2 separate regions of the Homo sapiens genome follow, and region 1 is linked to region 2. A link is a loop called in an ENCODE intact Hi-C map of the cell type or tissue named here. Cell type or tissue: PC-9. All regions are shown on one strand. Each heading gives the region's core, and the rest is flanking DNA. Links, peaks and the distances in the headings are about the cores only.

Region 1 (9,716 bases), core at 938-8,937, 81 kb before region 2:
AAAAAAAAAAAAAAAAAAATTAGCTGGACATGGTGGTGTGTGCCTGTAGTCCCAGCTAGCTGCCACAGGGATCTTTTGCCCTTTTTGCTTTAGCTTTGCTGCAGCCAAAAACATTTTTTTGTATTTTTTTAAATTATTTGTTTATTTATTTATTTATTTATTTTTTTGAGGCAGGGTTTTGCTCTGTCACCCAGGCTGGATGGAGTGCAGTGGCGTGATCATGTCTCACTGCAGCCTTGACCTCTCTAGGCTGAGGTGATCCTCCAACGTCAGCCTCCAGAGTAGCTGAAACTGTAGGCATATGCCACCACACTCGGCTGATTTTTTTTTTCTTTTTTTTTTTGAGATGGAGTCTCACTGTCTCCCAAGCTGGAGTGCAGTGGTGCGATCTCGGCTCACTGCAACCTCCGCATCCCGGGTTCTAGCGATTCTCCTGCGTCAGCCTCCCGATTAGTTGGGATTGCAGGTGCCTGCCACCACGCCCAGCTAATTTTTGTATGCTTTGTAGAGATGGGGTTTTGCTATGTTGCCCAGGCTGTGTTTGTGTTTGTGTTTTTAGAGACAGCCTGTCACTCAGGCTGGAGTGCAGTGGTGAAATCATAGCTTGCTGTAGCCTCGAACTCCTTGGCTCAAGTGATCCTCCCATCTCAGCCTCCCGTGTAACTGGGACTACAGGCATGCACCACCATGCCTGGCTAACTTTTAAATTTTTTTGTAGAGATGGGGTCCTTGCTATATTGTCCAGGCTGGTCTCAATCTCCTGGCCTCAAATGATCCTCCCACCTTGGCCTCCCAAGGTGCTAGGATTACAGACATGAGCCATCATGCCCAGTATCCAAAACATTTGAGATACAATAATTTAGAAAAAAAAAAGGCCAGCTGGGTATGGTGGCTCACGCCTGTAATCCCAGCACTTTGGGAGGCTGAGGCAGGCGGATCACCTGAGGTCGGGAGTTTGAGACCAACCTGACCAACATGGAGAAACCCTGTCTCTACTAAAAATACAAAATTAGTCAGGCATGGTGGCATATGCCCGTAATTCCAGCTACTTGGGAGGCTGAGGCAGGAGAATCGCTTGAACCTGGGAGGCGGAGGTTGCGGTGAGCCGAGATTTCGCCATTGCACTCCAGCCTGCACTCTGTCTCAAAAAAAAAAAAAAAAAAAAAAAATTGGGCCAGGCGCAGTGGCTCACGCCTGTACTATAATCCCAGCACTTTGGGAGCCCAGGCAGGCAGATCACCTGAGATCAGGAGTTTGATGCCAGCCTGGCCAATGTGGTGAAATCCCGTCTCTACTACTAATACAAAAAATGAGCCAGGTGTGGTGGCACACACCTATAACCCCAGCTACTTGGGAGGCTGAGGCAGGAGAATTGCTTGAACCCAGGAGGTGGAGGTTGCAGTGAGCCCAGATCACGCCACTGCACTCCAGCCTGGGTGATGGAGTGAGACTCTGTCTAAAAAAAAAAAAAATTTCAAGTCTCCCCAGTGCCCAAATACATGTGCAACCCTCGTTTCCCTTCAAGTTGCTGGCTCGACCTACAAGTCCCTTTCTTTTCTTTTTTTTTGAGACAGAGTCTCGCTCTGCTGCCCAGGCTGGAGTGCAGCGGTGAGATGTCAGCTCACTGCAACCAGTTCATCATGTTGGCAGGGCTGGTCTTGAACTCCTGACATCAGGTGATCCTCCCGTCTTGGCCTCCCAAAGTGCAGGGATTACAAGCGTGAGCCACTGCCCCCAGCCACAATACCCCCCTACTTTTTTTTTTTTTTTTTTTTTTTTTTAAGACAGAGTCTGTCTCTGTCACCTAGGCTAGAGTGCAGTGGTGCGATCTCGGCTTGCTGCAACCTCTGCCTCCTGGGTTCAAGCAATTCTCCTGTCTCAGCCTCCCAAGTAGCTGGGATTACAGGCGTGTGCCACCACACCCGGCTAATTTTTAATATTTTTGGTAGAGATGGGGTTTCACCATGTTGACCAGGCTGGTCTCGAACTCCTGACCTCAAGTGATCCTCCCAAAGTACTGGGACTACAGTGCCCACCACCATGCCTGGCTAATTTTTGTATTTTTAGTAGAGTTGGGGTTTCACCATGTTGGCCAGGCTTGTCTTGAACTCCTGGGCTCAAGCTATCCCCCTCACCCCAACCCCTGCCACGCCTCGGCCTCCCAAAGTGCTGGGGTTACAAGCGTGAGCCACTGCTCCCAGCCACAATTCCCTTTCTATGCAAATCTCTTGCACGCATTGTCTACGGCTCCTGGTTTCAACTCTCGCCTCCCACTCCCTTTTCCATCTAGTGTTTCCGTTTCCACACCTCTTGCTAAGGCCACCAATGACCACCTGGCTACTGTGAATTCCGTGGCTATTCCTCAGGTCTCATCTTGCCTGACCACTCCTGCAACCTCAGACACTGTTGCCCACACCCACCTCCTTGAAACTCTTTTTGTTCTGTGAGTTTCTAGACTGACTTCTTCCCCGACCCTGGTTTCGGTTGCCATCCCTATGCAACGACTTTCAGGTTTACGAGATCTCTAGACGTCATCCTACTTCCTGGACGTCTCTGCCAGGACGTTCTCCAGACTCGCCAAACTCTACATTTATTTTATTTTTATTTATTTATTTTTTGAGACAAGATCTCACTCTGTCGCCCAGGCTGGATTGCAGTGGTGCATTCTCTACTCGCTGCAGCCTCAATCTCCTGGGCTCAAGTAAACCTCCCACCTCAGCCTCCCATGTAGCTGGGATTACAGGCATATACCACCACACCTAGCTAATTTTTAATTTTTTTGTAGAGATGGGGTCTCACTATGCTACCCAGGCTGGTCTCGGACTCCTAGGCTGAAGATACTCTCCAGCCTTGGCCTCCCAAAGTGCTGGGATTACAGGCGTGAGCCACCATGCCCTGGCCTCACCAAACTCTATACGTTCAAAATGGAACCCATCATCTTTCCGTCTCCTATTTTGGTAAATGATACCACTATCCAATCAGTGACCTAAGTTGAAACTCCCAGATTCCAGCCTTCTTTTCTAGATTCTCGCCTCTCTCACCCTGCACATCCAAATGGCTCCCGGGTCCTGCCCACTTTAACAGCCCCTGTCAGGTTCTGCCCCCACTCCCTGCCCCTGCCTAATTTCTGGCCACCATCATTTCACTCCAAGATGGCGGCATATCCTGTTAGGTGGTTCCCCTCCTTTATCTTTCTCCTTGAATCCCAGTTCCACAGGGGCTGCTGGAGAGGTTAAAAGCATCTGACCAGGTACTTCCCCTTTCATGACTCCCTACACCCAGAGTAAGGTTCAAAGTTTGTAATTCCACATACGGACTCTCCATGACTTGGCCTTTGCTTGCTGGAGTCCTGGGCTTTACTGACACTTCCTGTCTCCCTTTATGTTCCATCCAGTCATTTGAATCTCTCGCCCCCACCAAGTCACCCTGTGCCTGGGTTCAGGCCCCTTTTCCCGCCTGAATCTCCTGTGTTTTCTCCAAGGCACCAGTGCCTCTCCACACTGTTCACCTTAACCACTCCTCTGGGGTGTGTGTGTGTGTGTGTGTGTGTGTGTGTGTGTGTGTGTTTTGTCGTTGTTGTTTTTGAGACAGGGTCTCACTCTGTTGCCCCAGCTGGAGTGCAGTGGCACAATCATAGCTCACGGTAGCCTTTACCTCCTGGGCTCAAGCCATCCTCCTGCTTCAGCCTCCTGAGTAGCTGGGACCACAGGTGTATGCCATCATACCCAGTTAATTTTTTTTTTTTTTGGTAGAGATAGGGTCTTGCTATGTAGCCCAGGTTGGTCTCGAACTCCTGGGCTCAAGCGAGCCTCCCACCTCGTCCTCTAGGAGTGAGCCAGTGAGACCCGGCCTCAAGCCCCTCTGAGATACCCCTTCTAAGTCCTCCCTCTTTCCCTCCCTTGAGGGTCCCAGGAAGGAGATGGGGACCCTTTCTCATCTCTCCCCCAGGTGAGAAGATTTGGCCCGGTTTTACTTTTGGTGGCGTGTTTTATCCAAACAATAGGTCTTTTTGTTTTCGTTTTTCCAATAGGAAATGGCAGTACGGAATGCGCTCTTTCACAAGGCGCACGGGAGATTCCGAATGTGTCGGGTATTGTGCGGGGTCCGGGCTCCCAGCACAGACCCAGGGGCACATCTCTGCCACCTTCCCCTCCCATCCCCAGCCATGGCGTGCGGAAAGTGCTCATGCCTGCTTCCTAGATTGGGCGCTGGCTTTGGCCTCACAGGCTGTCTTCCGAATCCCCAGGGAGTGGGCAAGTGACCACCCCGCCATCACCAAGCTCAGCTTACAACCCCATCTTCCCTCTAAGCTCCATCCGGGAGAGCGAGATCCAGCCAAGGCCGCCCCGAGGGGGAGCTCTGCAGGGAGGTGGAGGCGCTGGGAACAAGGAGGCTCCAGCGAGTGCAAAACGAAAGGCTTTTATTGAAAAATATCAAGTGCCCCTTCCAGGGCTGCCGGTCCCTGCCCAGCGCGAGCATGGGGGCAGCGGCCCGATGGGGCTCGACGGGGTGGTCAAGTATTGGCGGTCACCCAGGCCCCGTGCTCCAGAAGGGTGAGGTTTCACAGTCCATGCAGGTTGGTCCCTGGGCCCCGAAGTCGACTGCCCGGCCCGCAAAGCCGTGGCTGCTGGGGAAGCTGCCCCAGTCCAGCGCGGGGGCTTCCTGGCTTCTGGGGGTGGGCTGGCCTCCGAGGCAAGGCTGCACGCTGGATGGCCTGGTGCGCGCTCCAGCTCGCGGTGGTGGTGGTGGTGTTGGTGGTGGTGGTGGTGGTGGGGTCTCCCTGCGTCTGTCCCTTAGACGTAGTCCTTGCGGTCGTAGCCTGTGCCCAGGCTGGCTCCCGGGCCGGTGGAGCGCGGCGCGGAGTAGACGACCTTGGTGGCCGTGTACTTCTTCTCGCGTGGGGGACACGAGCAGCAGAGCAGCGCGCCCCCCAGCAGCTGCAGCGCCGCGGCCGCCCAGCCCACGTACAGGCCCGCGCCCATCTCGCGCTTCTGCGCCTCGGGCACCACGGGGTTGTAGAAGTCCCGGATAATGGTGTTGGCCGACCAGGACACCGGCACGAGGGTGAGCAGGGCGGCGAGAAGGAACAGCACGCCTGCCACGATGGTGATCTTGGCCTTGGCCGTGTCGTCCTGCACGCAGTTGGTGCACTGGGCGCCCACCAGCGCCACTAGCAGCCCGAAGGCGGCCAGCAGGATGGCCACCACGATGAGGGCGCGGGCCGCCTGAAGGTCCTGTGGCAGTGCCAGCAGCGAGTCGTACACCTTGCACTGCATCTGGCCGGTGCTCTGCACCACGCAGTTCATCCACAGGCCCTCCCAGATGTTCTGCGACGTGATGATGTTGCTGCCGATGAAGGCCGACACGCGCCACATGGGCAACGCGCAGCACACGATGGTGCCCAGCCAGCCCAGCACGGCCAGCGCGGTGCCCGTGATCTCCAGGCCCATGGACATGGCTGCCGCGGCAAGGCCCGCTCCACCGGGTGGCTCCGGGTGCGGGGAGACGAGGGGCCGGGGCCGCTGGGCCTGGCGGGAGCTGCGGCGCCCCGACGGACGGACGGACGGACGGACTGACTCACCGACGGCGCGCGCTAACGGCTCGGCTCCATACGCTCTCGCCGCGGCTGCGCCTGCACCTGCCTGTGGCTTTGTGGGCGGGCGGCGGCGACTGGGCTGGCCCTGGGCTGGGGCCGGTGCGTCTTAGCTAAGTGCCCAGCGCTCCGGTGGGGGCGGTAGGGGCGGAGCCGCGCTCTCCAGGGCCTAAGGACAGTGACGTGGCCCCTGCCTCCCACCTTCACCGAGCGTCCTGGGAGGAAGGACTTGGCCCTGCGCGGCCCACAACGCCGGGGTAGGGGGGTTGCCAAGGAAGGGCGGGACCTGACCCAGCCCCCGCCCCTCGGTCCTTGTCCCTCTCTGCTCGGGAATGAATTCTCCGGGGCAAAACCGAGGACGGGATGCGTCAGGGGCTTGGGGTGCAAATCCCAAAGAATTTGACACGGCTTCTCTCTCCTCACCACTTTGGGCGCTTTTGGCACGTGCCGCGTGGGGATGGGGGCGCTGCCAATTACCCCGGAACGGCGGGGCGGGGAGGACCAGGGTGGGCGTGGCCGCGGCTGTTTGCAGGAGCCGCGCACCTGCTGCTCTGCCCCTCCCGTACACACGTCGCACAGGCTCAGCCTGAGTCCGGGCGGTGGGGTTGTCCAGCCCAGGAATTGCTGGGCCCAGAAGCCAGGGACTGCCTGCGCAAAGGTACCCAAAAGATGCCCTTAAGCCTAACTAAGCTCAAATTCCTCTCCAGCTCTCCCTCCAGTTCCCATCGCTGGCCGTGAGCCTGCATGCCTTTAGCTAAGCTGCTCTCCCCTCCCAGAAGTCCCCCTCCTCCCATTGAGTCCCCTCCCCTCTCCGAGCCCTGTCCTCCCTCCCTTTGAGCCTGAGTCAGGGCTGAGGCCCACCTTAATGAAATGGTGGTGAAAGAGGTTCGATCTCCGCAAAAGTGGGAAATCGGGCAGGACCGAGCACCGTGGTGGCTGACTCCTGTAATCCTCGCACTTTGGGAGGCTGAGAAGGGAGGATTGCTTGAGACCAGGAGTTCGACACCAGCCTGGGCAAAATAGTGAGACCCCGTCTCTACAAAAAATTAAAAAACTAGCCAGGTGTGGTGGCGTGTGCCTATAGTCCCAACTACTCCGGAGGCTCAGGCAGGAAATTACTTGAGCCCAGGAGTTCGAGGCTGCAGTGAGCTATGATCGCACCACTGCACTCCAGCCTGGGCATCAGAGCAGACCCTGTTTAAAAAAAAAAAAAAAAAAAAAAAAAAAGGTTGGGAAGTCAGAAATGCTACACTCAAAGCCCTGGCTGTCACACCTGGACGATCGTTCCCCCTTCTTCACCAAGCTCAGAGCCCTTCAGATTTGGCCTTGGAGGTTCAGCCTGGGCTGTTCCTAACCCCATCCCCTCTCTTCCCCTCAGAGCAGCCCTTGCATACCACATGCCCCTGCCTCAGAGTCCCTGCACTTACTGTCCCCTGTACATGGAACATGCCTGCAGACATCCACATAGCTTACTCCTAACTGCCTTCAGCTTTTTGCTCTCAGTGAGTCTTTCCCTGACCACCCTATTTAAAACTGCAGCTTCTGGCTGGGTACGGTGGCTCACGCCTGTAATCCCAGCACTTTGGGAGGCTGAGGCGGGTGGATCACTTGAGGTAAGGAGTTCCAGACCAGCCTGGCCAACGTGGCGAAATCCCGTCTCTACTAAAAATGCAAAAATTAGCCAGGCGTGGTGGTACACGCCTGTAATACCAGCTACTCGGGAGGCTGAGGCAAGAGAATTGCTTGAACCCAGGAGGTGGAGGTTGCAGTGAGCTGAGATCACACCCCTGCACTCCAACCTGGGTGACAAAGCGAGACTCTTTGTCTCAAAATAAAATAAATAAAATAAAATAAAATAAAATTGCAGTTTCTTACCCCACAATGCCTGCCCCCCTTTAATACTTTATATTCTGCTTAGCATGTAACACCATCGGACAATATTCTATATTTTTCTTATTTATGTTTCATTGTACTTAAAAAAATTTTAAATTGGCAATGATCGTACCTACGCGTGGCACACCCAGTGATGTTTTAATACATAGAATGTATAGTAATCATATCAGGGTAATTGGCATATTCATCATCTCAAACTTTTATTTCTTTGTGCTGGGAACGTTCAATAACTTATTTATTTATTTATTTTAGAGACAGTGTCTTGCTCTGTCACCCAGGCTGGAGTGCAGTGGTACTATCATAGCTCACTGCAGCCTTGAATTCTTGGGCTTAAGCAATCCTCTAGCTATAGCCTCCCAAGTAGCTGGGACTACAGGCATATACCACCAAGCCCACCTAATTGTTTCATTTTTTTTTGTAGAGATGGGGTCTCACTGTGTTGCCCAGGCTAGTCTTGAACTCCTGGTCTCAAGCAATCCCCCAACCTTGGCATCCCGAAGTGCTAGGATTACAGGTGTGAGCAGCAGTGCCCAGCCTATTTTTTTTTTTAAACGAAATCTCGCTCTTTTGACCAGGCTGGAGTGCAGTGGTGCAATTTCGGCTCACTGCAACCTCCACCTCCTGGGTTCAAGCAATTCTTCTGCCTCAGCCTCCCAAGTAGCTGGGACTACGGGCACGTGCCACCACGCCCAGCTAATTTTTGTATTTTTAGTAGAGATGGGGTTTCACCATATTGGCCAGGTGGTCTCGAACTCCTGACCTCATGATCTGCCCGCCTTGGCCTCCCAAAGTGCTGGGATTACAGGCATGAGCCATGGCACCCAGCCAATTTTTAAATTGTTTCTTTCTTTCTGTTCCAGTATGTCAGCTCCATTGGGACATCTGTAATGTCCCAGAACAGGCAAGAATTTTGCTGGTTTTATTCACTGCTGCATTCCTATTGCCTAGAATGGTGTTGGGTACTCAACAGAGAGTCGATTTAGTGACTTGAATGAAGGGAAGACTTTCTCATGTTCCTTCAACCTTGCCTACCCAGGCTTTCCTACTGGCATAAATGACTGATAAAGGGATACTGCTGTGCTGAGTCAAGGGGGCTTGGTCATCTTGTAGGAGTCAAGGGCTCTTCCAGAGAGAAGAGAGACCCCATTGAGCTGGGCCTTGGGGTTTTTTGGGGTTGCCTCCATATCTCAAATCACAGGCATGCAGCCTGTGCCCTCTTCTGTAAATGCCTAAGCCTTGGAATGATAGAAGAGCAAGAAACATGGCTGGGTGCAGTGGCTCACACCTGTAATCCCAGCACTTTGGGAAGCTGAGGCGGGTGGATCACCTGAGGTCAGGAGTTCGAGACCAGCCTGGCCAGCATGGTGAAACCCCGTCTCTACTAAAAATACAAAAATTAGCTGGGCGTGGTGGCATGCACCTGCAGTGCCAGCTACTCGGGAGGCTGAGGCATGAGAATCGCTTGAACCCAGGAGGCGGTGGTTGCAGTGAGCTGAGATCGTACCACTGCACTCCAGCCTGGGCGACAGGGCGAGACTCCATTTCAAAAAAATAAAAAAAAAGAAAAGAAGAAGAAGAGTAAGAAACAGTGTCAGGGGCTCATGGAAACCAGGGTTCTACTTCTTTCAGGAGCAAAGGTCTTGGGCTGCACCTGTTGGGCAGGGCCTGGGCAGATCTGGGAGTGCCAGTCCAGAGGGCCCAGCTGGTGCTGGGTGGAGCTGTTCTAGAGGAAGTTCATATAACTCAAGTCCTCCAGTGGACTACTGGCTGCTACAGTTTCCTGGTGAGTGGGGGTGGCTCTGGGCCAGAAGAAAAGTAGACCCTCCAGGTGGTGTGGCTGGGCTTAGACTAGGGGTTGAGGCCCAGAGTGGTCCCCACTGCACTGCCAGTTGTGCCTGGATTGGGCACTGTGAGCCCTACGCCTGCTGGCCTTGAGGCTGGTGAAAGTCACGTCGCCTCTCTTAGCCTCAGTTTCCTCCTCTATAAAATTAGGGAAATGGTGTCTGCATGACTCACTTCCAGGGTTATGGTAAGAATAGAGGCGATGTTAAGTATGCTATAAAAGCAGAAAACAGCCAGGCAGGGCATGTATATGTCCAGAGAAATTGTACAGAGAAAAGGTAGATCTGAACTTGAGCCTGGCTTTGCTCTCCTGGGTCACGAGCGCTTGAGCCAGTCCTTTTACCACCTTGAGCCTCAGTTTCCCCATCTGTGAGACAAGAGTTGTCCT
Region 2 (9,716 bases), core at 1,118-9,117:
TTTACTCCCCTCAAGTCTTAAGTTTTTGGAGCCTCAAAGCCTTTTCTGTGTCTTTTGCTGAAAATGACCCTCTCACTCCTGTGGGCGGAGGATTACCTAGGTGCCGAGGCAAGAGACTGAAGGCACAAACTGTTTCAGTATAATAAAGAAAATGGAATAAGAATAGTCATAATACAAATTAGATGTAGAGATGATCATGGACAATTATCAATCATTATTATAAACATTATTAATCATTAGCTTTTAATTACTAATATAACCTAGGAATAACTGGCAGGTATAGGGTCAGGTGCTCAAGAGACATTGTGAGAAGTGACCTAGAAGGCAAGAGGTAGCCTTCTGTCACGCCCACATAAGGGCTACTTGAGGGCTCCTTGGTCAAGCGGTAACGCCAGTGTCTGGGAAGGCACCCGTTACTTAGCAGACCACGAAAGGGAGTCTCCTTTCCTTGGAGGAGTCAGGGAACACTCTGCTCCAGCAGCTTCTTGTGGAAGGCTGGATATTACCCAGGCCTGCCCGCAGTCATCCGGAGGCCTAAACCCCTCCCTGTGGGGCTGTGCTTCAATAGTCATGCTCCCTGTTCACTTTCATGTTCCTCCTCTACTCCTGGTTCCTCTTTGAAGTTCGTAGTAGACAGCGATAGAAGAAATACTGAAAGTCTTAAAGTATTTGGTCTTTCTTATGAATGCATAGAAGAAAACGCTGACGTATGCTGCCTTCTCTCTCTCTGTTTCGGCTACCTAAGAGGGAAGGGCCCCCTGTCCTACGATCATGTGACTTGCTTCACCTTGTCAATCACTTAGAAGATTCACCCTCCTTACCCTGCCCCCTTGTCTCCTATGCAATAAATATCAGCACTTCCAGCCGGTTCAGGGCCACTACCGGTCTCTGCATCTTGATGGTAGTGGTCCCCCGGGCCCAACTGTTTTCTCTTTATCTCTTTGTCTTGTGTCTTTATTTATTACTATCTCTCATCTCCGCACACGGGGAGAACACCCGCTAAGCCCCATAGGGCTGGACCCTACATACTACGGGCCGTGGATATCAAGCTTCCCCTCCCACCAAGTCTAGTTGCTGCCAAAGTGACAGAGGGAGCTTGGGGGCTTGGGGAAGAGAAAACAGTTTGGGGTGGGAGATGTATTAAAATGATCCATTGGCTGGGTGCAGTGGCTCACACCTGTAATCCCAGCACTTTGGGAGGCCGAGGCTGGAGGATCGCTTGAGCCCAGGAGTTTGAGACCAGCCTGGGCAACATAGGAAGACCCTGTCTCTACAAAAAACTTCAAAAATTACCTGGGTGTGGTGGTACGTGCCTGTGGTCCCAACTGCTCAGGAGGCTGAGGTGGATCGCTTGAACCCAGGAGGTTGAGGCTGCAGTGAGCTAGGACTGTGCCACTGCACTGTAGCCTGAGCAACAGAGCAGACACTGTCTCAAAAAAACAAAAAAAAAAAAACAAAAAAAAACACGACAAAAACCAACCCCAAGTGGTTTAAATATTAGGGGTTTGGTATTTTTCTTACAGCAAGAAGGCCAGTGGTCAGCAGCACAGGGGCCAGGCCAGGGGCCCACTGATCTCACAAGGGCCCTGGTGCCAACCTCTCACTTGCCACATTGTGTGTTTGCACTGTTGGCTCCTTCTGGTCACAAATGGTGGCAGCAACTTGAACATTCCTTGCATCCTTACATTCAAAGCCCAAGGCAGGCCAGGTGTGGTGGCTCATGCCTGTAATCCTAGCACTTTGGGAGGCCGAAGTGGGTGGATCGCTTGAAGTCAGGAGTTCGAGACCAGCCTGGCCAACATGGCGAAAACCTGTCTCTATTAAAAATACAAAAATTAGCTGGGCATGCTGGCGGGCACCTGTAGTCCCAGCTACTCGGGAGACTGAGGCAGGAGAATTGCTTGAACCTGGGAGGCGGAAGTTGCAGTGAGCCAGGATTGCGCCATTGCACTCCAGCCTAGCAACAGAGCGAGTCCATCTCAAAGAAAAAAATACAAACAAAACAAAGCCCAAAGTAGGCTAGGAATGGCAGGAGCTTTTCCTTGTTTCTCCTTCCCTCCCTCCCTCCCTCCCTTCCTCCCTCCCTCTCTCCCTTTTGTCCTTTATATTTTTAATTTTAATTTTATTTTTTTGAGAGGGGTCTTGCTCTGTTTTCAGGCTGGAGTGCAGTGATACAATCCTAGCTCACTGCAGCCTCTACGTCCTGGGCTCAAGCAATCCTTCTGCCTCAGCCTCCTGGGTAGCTGGGACTCCAGGTGCTTGCCACCAAGCCTGGTTAATTAAAAAAAAAAAATTGTAGAGATGGGGTCTTGCTATGTTGCCTAGGCTGGTCTCCAATTCCTGGGCTCAAGCCATCCTCCCTCCTTGGCATTCAAAATGCTGGGATTACATGTGTGAGGAACCTACCTGGCCTTTCTCTTTCTTTCTATGGGAGGAGGGTATTTCCAGAAGCCACAGAAGCTGGGAAACTGTGATCTGGCACTTTGAGGCTCAGGTGTGGGGTGTGAGCTTTCCATCCAGGAAGGAGGGAGGGGAGAATGGCTTGTGGTACTGTTCCCAGACCAAACTGAGGGTCGGGCTGCTACTTCTTGTGGCCCAATAACGAGATGCACACAAACTGGGGAGGAAGAGAGTTTTTATTTCTGTAACCGTTTACAGGGAGAAGGCGTGGAAATTATCACCCGACTAACTCAAAGTTACAAAGTTTTCCAGAGCTTATACACCTTCTAAGCTATACGTCTATGTGTAAGTGTGCATTCATCTGAAGACATAAGTGATTAATTTCTTTTAATCCATGACTAAGGTCTGAGTCCCGAAGCTCTTCCTCTGGAACCTCAGTAAATTTACTTATCTAAATGGGTCCAGGTGCTGGGGTGATTCCTGTTATCTCCTGCTAAATCATGGAGGTTTGAGGAGTTCCTTCAGACCGCCAATAAATTTGTTTGTGGAGGCCTGGGGAGTTTCTTCAGACCCAAAATAAAACTTGCTTAATTCTAAATGGTCCTGTTAAGAATTCCTTCATTATTTTGTCGTGATTTAAGGCCCAGGAAAGGCCTGGGCAAAACTCTTGGTGGGCTTTTGTTACATCCCAGCCTTTGTATAAGGGCACTGGCTTTTAATATTTAAATTAACCACTCAGTCAGTACTGAAACAGTTGTTGGGGAGACCTGGCCTGCCACAGTGCGGGCTCCTGTGCTGCTCCTGGGGTGTGAGGGCGTGTGTTCCTTCATGTGCACCTGTGTGATGAGCGGGGAATGTTACAGGTGTCCATTTTGATGTGTGCAGGACCCAGGCCATGGAGAGCTTGGTCCCCAGGCTATGGACTCCCTCCCTTCCTTCCTTCCTTCCTTCTTTTCTTTTTCTTTCTTTCTTTTCTTTCCTTCCTTCCTTCTTTCTTTCTTTCTTTCTTTCTTTCTTTCTTTCTTTCTTTCTTTCTTTCTTTCTTTCCTTTCCTTTCCTTTCCTTTCCTTTCCTTTCCCTCCCTCCCTCCCTTTCTTCCTTCCTTTCTTCCTTCCTTCCTTTCTTGATGGAGTCTCACTCTGTTGCCCAGGCTGGAGTGTAGTGGTGCAATCTTGGCTCACTGCAACCTCTGCCTTCTGGGTTCAAGCAATTCTCCTGCCTCAGCCTCCCAAGTAGCTGGGACTACAGGCATGTGCCACCACGCCCAGCTAATTTTTTTTGTATTTTTAGTAGGGATGGGGTTTTGCCACGCTGGCCAGGCTGGTCTCAAACTCTTGACCTCAGGTGATCTGCCTGCCTCGGCCTCCCAAAGTGCTGGGATTACAGGCATGAGCCACCACGCCTGGTCTATGGACGTGCTTTCTAACCCTGAATGTGTAATGGGGAGTTGTGGCTTCAGATTTGCATTTTACCAAGATGGCTCCAGAAGGCGGCAGGGAGAGCCAGCTGGGTGAACCGCAAGTTCCGAGGCTGTTGCAGTTACTTGGCAAGAGCTGGAGTGTCAAGAGTCAGGGGCTGCTGAGGAGGGGGTGACCTTGGTGCTGATGGGGTGTGGGGGCTGTTGAGGACCAGATGGCAACTTCCCTTCCTTGGAGTTTTCTTCCTACCTCATCTTCTTCACCGCCTCCTCCTTGCTCTTCTCCTACCTCTAAGCTTAGGAGAGGCCCCCGGCTCTGTCCTGGGTCTTCTTCCTTCTCTGTGTACACCCACTTCCTAGGTGATCTCATCTAGTCCCGTGGTTTTAAATACTGTTTATTTGTGGGTGACTCCCAAATTGATGACTTCTAGTCTTGGCTCTCCCCTGAACTCTGGACTTGTTCACCCAGCCATGAAACTGACATCTCCTTGGAGGCCACAGGTCTGGCAACGAGCCCAGACCCGAGAGTGATTCTTTCCACTCCCAAATCTGCTCCTCTTCAGGGCCCGTCTCTGCAAATGCCCCTGAACCACCTTGCACTCAGGGGCTCAGCTCAAGCTGTTTTTCTCCCATCTCGCACCCTGTTCATCAGCAAATCCTGTGGACTCAAACTACACCAGCCAGGTGCGGTGGCTCACACCTGTAATCCCAGTACTTTGGGAGGCCAAGGTGGGTGGATCACTTGAGATCAGGAGTTCAAGACCAGCCTGGCCAACATGGCAAAACCCTGTCTCTACTAAAAGTACAAAAATTATCCAGGGATGGTGGTGCATGCCTGTAATCCCACCTACTTGGGAGGCTGAGGCAGGAGAATCACTTGAACCGGGGAGGCAGAGGTTGCAGTGAGCCAAGATCACGCCATTGCACTTCAGCCTGGGCAACACAGCAAGACTCTGTCTGAAAAAACTAAAAGAAAAAAAAGAAGAAGAAAATCTCAAACACACACAAAAGAAGAGACTAGTGTAATAACTCCCCATGTATTTCTTCATGAGCGTTTCAATAGTTAACAAACTGAGCCCAGCCAGAGTGGCGTTTTTACAGTATCCATCTGATGAGTTTACGCCCCTGCTTAAAACCTAAAATCCAGCTTCTTTCCTCTCCTTATCTGTAGCGTCTCTTTTCCTTGATCCGCCACTCTGGCCTCTGCTGTTCCTGGACTGTGCCAAGGCTATCACAGGGCCTTTGCACTATTTTCCAGCCGGGAAAATCCCCTCACCTCAGCCTCCCGAGCAGCTGGGACTACAGACGTGCACCACCACACCCAGCTAATTTTTTTTTGTATTTTTCGTAGAGGTGGGGTTTTGCCATGTTGCCCCACTCTTCCTTCAACTCTGCTTCAGTGGCTTTTTTTTTTTTTTGAGATGGAGTCTTGCTCTGTCGCCCAGGCTGGAGTGAAGAGGCGCGATCTCGGCTCACTACAACCTCCGCCTCCTGGGTTCAAGCGATTCTCCTGCCTCAGCCTCCCGAGCAGCTGGGACTACAGGCATGCACCACCAGGCCCGGCTAATTTTTTGTCTTTTTAGTGGAGATGGGATTTCACCAAGTTACCCAGCTGGTCTTAAACTCCTGACTTCAAGTGGTCTGCCCGCCTTGGCCTCCCAAAGTGCTGGGATGACCAGCATGAGCCCCCATGCCCAGCCATTTATGAGCTCTTTCTGTGTTGATGCTTGCGGACTGGGTTCGTTTTCACCACCGCTTAGTCATCCCTCAAGCCTCAAGCTGACACACCCAGCTGATACAGCTCCCCTTTCCTGGGGATAGGAAATAACATTGCCATGCACATGTCTCTTTGTTCACAAGTGGATGTTTCTGGAAGGAATGCTTTAACCCACTGGAGGGTAGTGAAAACAATTCAGCTGGTTGTGAAATAGAATGAACAGATATTAGAAGAGCATACTGCATGTAGTAGGAGTAATTATTGTTTTGTTAGGCTCTTGCTTCAGTTTCACATGTGTGTTTAATGAACAGCTTTGTGCAATACTTTTTTTTTCTTTTTTTTTCTTTTTAGAGACAAGATCTCACTCTGTCGCCCAGGCTGGAGTGCAGTGGCACAATCCTAGCTCACTACAGTCTCAACCTTCTGGGCTCAAGTGATCCACCTGCCTCAGCCTCCTGAGTGGCTGAGTTGACAGGCATGCACTATTATGCTCAGCTAATTTTTAAAAATATTTCATAGAGACTGGGTCTCCCTATGTGGTCCAGGCTGGTCTCCAACTCCTGGCCTCAAGCGATCTTCCCACTTTGGCCTCCCAAAGTGCTGGGATTACAGATGTGAGCCACTGCGTCCAGGCTGTTTAATACAATTCTTACCATGGGTGGCACCCAGAGACTAAAAACCAGAAGGGCACTACTGAATCAGGGTACAGGCAGTGTCTGAGACTCTGGTTAGCCTACAGAGTCATCAACGCACGTGTGCTGTAGACTTTTTTGTTTTTGCAAATGAGGGTGAGATCATATCTCACTGTGGTTTCAATGTGCATTCCTCCCTAATGACTAATGAGGTTGAACCTCTTTCCATCAGTTTATTGGCTCCTGGAGTTTCCTTTTCTGTGAATGGCTTTTGCTGTTGTATTCCATTGGGTCGTTTGATTTTTTTCCCTTTCCCTATTTTTAACTGACAAGGAACAACCGTATATATTAATGGTGTATGACATGACATTTTGATATAGGGATGTATTGTTGAATGACTAAGCAAGCCCTTTAACTTATGCATCACCTCACATACTCATATCATTAGTTTGCAGTGAGAACATTTAAAATCTACTCTCTTGGCAACCTTCCTCCCTTCCTTCCATCCTTCCTCCCTTCCTTCCTCCCTTCCTTCCCCCTTCCTCCTTCCCTTCCTCTCTCTCTTTCTTTCTCTCTTTTATCCCTCCCTTCCTTCCTCCCTCCGTCCTTTCCTTCTTTCTTTCTTTCTCTTTCTTTCTTCCTTTCTTCCTTTCCTTTCCTTTCCCTCTTTCTGTCTCTCTTTTCCCTTCCTTCCTTCCCTCCCTCCCTCCCTTCCCTGCTTCCCTCCTTCCCGCCTTCCCTCCTTCATTCTTTCCTTCCCTCCCTCCCTCCTGCCTGGATCTTGTTCTGTTGCTCAGGCTGGAGTGCAGTGGTGCAATCTCCACTCACTGTAACCCCTGCCTTCTGGGCTTAAGAAATCCTCCTACCTCAGTCTTCCAAGTAGTTGGGACCACAGGTGCGTGCCACCATGCCTGGCTAATTTTTGCGTTTTTTTTTTTAAATAGAGACAAGGTCTCAATATGCTTCCCAGGCTGGTCTCCAACTCCTGAGCTCAAGCAATCCACCTGCCTTGGCCTCCCAAAGTGCTGAGCGAGATTACAGGCTTGAACAACAGTGCCTAGCCAGCAATTTTCAAGTGTACACGAGATTGTTATCAACTATAGTTAGTGTGATGTACAACACATGTCTTGAACTCACTCCTTCTGGCTAACCAAAATTCCATGTGGGTCATTTAATTTTATCTTACTGATTTGTAAGAGTTCCTTGGATACTTCAGATTGTGGATACTGTTTGCAGCGTTGCAAACATTTCCCCCAGGCTCTCACAGCTTTTGGCTTTGCTTGGTGACTTGGGCCAGGGCAGTGGCGGTGGCTGGTGGTGGCCGTGAGGGGCTGCAGGACTTCTTTCAACAATATGGTTTACTATTTATTTATTTATTTATTTTTCTGAGACACAGTCTTGTTCTGTCACCCAGGCTGGAGTGCAGTGGCGTGACCTTGGCTCACTGCAACCTCCGCCTCCCAGGTTCAAGCGATTCTCCTGCCACAGCCTCCTGAGTAACTGGGATTACAGGCATGCACCACCACACCCGGCTAATTTTTGCATTTTTAGTAGAGACAGGGTTTCGCCATGTTGGCCAGGCTGGTCTCGAACTCCTGACTTCAGGTGATCCACCTGCCTTGGCCTCCCAAAGTGCTGGGATTGTAGGTGTGAGCCCCTGTGCCCGACCCACAGTATGGTTTAAACAGAGAGGTGAGGGGGCTTTGAGGAACATTTTATTTTTTCTTATTTTATTTCTAACTTTGTGAAACCCTAGGAAATGTCCTGGAAACATTTGCTTTAGGACATGAGACAAAAGAGCAGGTAGATGCCGGGCGTGGTAGCTCACACCTGTAATTCCAGCACTTTGGGAGGCTGAAGAAGGGGGATTGCTTGAGGCCAGAAGTTGAAGACCAGCCTGCGCAACATAGCAAGATCCTGCCTCTACAAAAAAAAAATTTTTTTTTAAATTAGCCAGCCTTGGTGACATGCATCTGTAGTCTACTCAAGAAGCTGAGGCGAGTCTGGGCGGGGTGGCTCATGCCTGTAATCACAGCATTTTGGGAGGTCAAGGCAGGTGGATCACCTGAGGTCAGGAGTTCAAGACCAGCCTGACCAACATGGTAAAAATCCCATCTCTACTAAAAATACAAAAAGTAGCCGGGACTGGTGGTGTGCGCCTGTAGTCCCAGCTACTCGGGAGGCTGAGGTGGGAGAATCGCTTGAACCTGGGAGCAAAGGTTGCAGTGAGCCAAGAATGTTCCACTGCACTGCAGCCTGGGTGATAGAGTGAGACTGTCTCAAACAAAACAAAACAAAACAAAACAAAAACAAAAATAAAAAGAGCAACTAGAGAAAGAGGGAGTGGATGAGGATGGGGCAGGGGTGCTGGGAGAATGTCGCAGAGAAAGGTCTAGGTGAGCTGGCAGAAAACAAATGTCTAAAAAGTTTGGTTCTGAACAAATTGGTTGATAAATGAATTGGTGAATGTTATGAATAATTTCCATTGCTTTTTGTTATATGTTGATTATTTTCAAATTTATTTAGGTATTTATTTTTGAGACACAGTCTTGCTCTGTCACTCAGGTTGGAGTACAGTGTCGCAAACACAGCTCACTGCAGCCTCCACCTCCTGGGCTCACGCAATCCTCCCACCACAGCCTCCTGAGTAGCTGGGACTACAGGTGTTCACTACCACTCCTGCCTAATTTTTGTATTTTTTTTTTTGGTAGAGACAGGGGTCTTGTTATGCTGTAGGGCTGGCTTTGAACTCCTAGGCTTAAGCGATCCTCCTTCAGCCTCCCAAAATGCTGGGATTACAGGTGTGAGCCACTGTGTCCGGCCTGCATTTATGCTTTTTTGTCCATTTCTCGGCACTTTATTTTGGGATGAATAATGTTTTTGAACCATGGGATGGTTTGACGACTTTATATCCCTTTTAAAACATTTTTAAAGTATTTCCATTCATTTTTATTCAAAAATTTTTGAATTAATTTTAAGGAAGCAAAGATTTTTCTTTACATTTGGCAGTGAGCTTTTTAAAATTCAAATTTCAAAATCATGTCGGGTGAATTCCATGTGAATTCCCATGTGAATTTCCATGTCGGGTGAAAATCATGTCCAAGTGAATTGCCTGAAAACTGGTTGCAATAATGATTTCCACACATTGGTTTGTGAATTAATAAAATTTTTGCACCCTGAGTGGTTTCTTTTTTACAAGTTTGCACTTATTTGAAAGCAATTTTGTCCCATTTGTAGCTTATTTTGTTTTGAAAAATTCTTGAGTTCCTTTTCCTTCACAGATACCGACTTCATTACTTATCAGCTCCCATACGCTGCCCCTCACAGGCTCTATTTCATTGGTTTCTCCCCGCAACTTTCCCTGCCTGGTTCTAAGTATTTTCCAGTTTTACAGATAATGAAATTTGGGGCAGGAGCTCTTGTAGCAGCTCAGTTCAAACCCAAGTTTGTCATCTCTGAATCTATTTCTTTAACCAGGATCCGGTCCTTCATACTTTCATTGCTTTTTGATCATTATTTTCGCATGTAATTGGCTTGGGTAAAACCATCT

What was found. Hi-C counts contacts between places; a loop is a spot of excess contacts. Peaks named below come from ENCODE experiments on the same cell type or tissue, not always from the same donor. Only the 100,000 strongest peaks of a DNase experiment are listed, where the experiment ranks them.
Region 1: it touches region 2 in a loop (8-fold over the local background); 6 of 110 quality-filtered maps call a loop at or near these places.

The regions. Positions count from the first base shown.
Region 1 is chr7:73,764,594-73,774,309 of GRCh38, forward strand. It overlaps CLDN3 (claudin 3), which reads right to left and starts at 5,677. Exons shown (of 1, transcript NM_001306.4): 1 at 4,404-5,677. The coding sequence starts at 5,456. The coding sequence ends at 4,794. In PC-9, for the core only: no CTCF peak of the experiment used is centred there; DNase peaks (open chromatin) are centred at 5,748 and 6,148; H3K4me3 peaks cover 1,668 bases; H3K27ac peaks cover 810 bases.
Region 2 is chr7:73,845,334-73,855,049 of GRCh38, forward strand. No RefSeq gene overlaps it. Among named protein-coding and RNA genes, the nearest start is that of METTL27, 7.7 kb to the left of the region's middle. RefSeq lists an enhancer at 515-804 and a silencer at 6,195-6,254. In PC-9, for the core only: a CTCF peak has its summit at 5,932; DNase peaks (open chromatin) are centred at 4,238, 5,638 and 6,408; H3K4me3 peaks cover 445 bases; H3K27ac peaks cover 4,498 bases.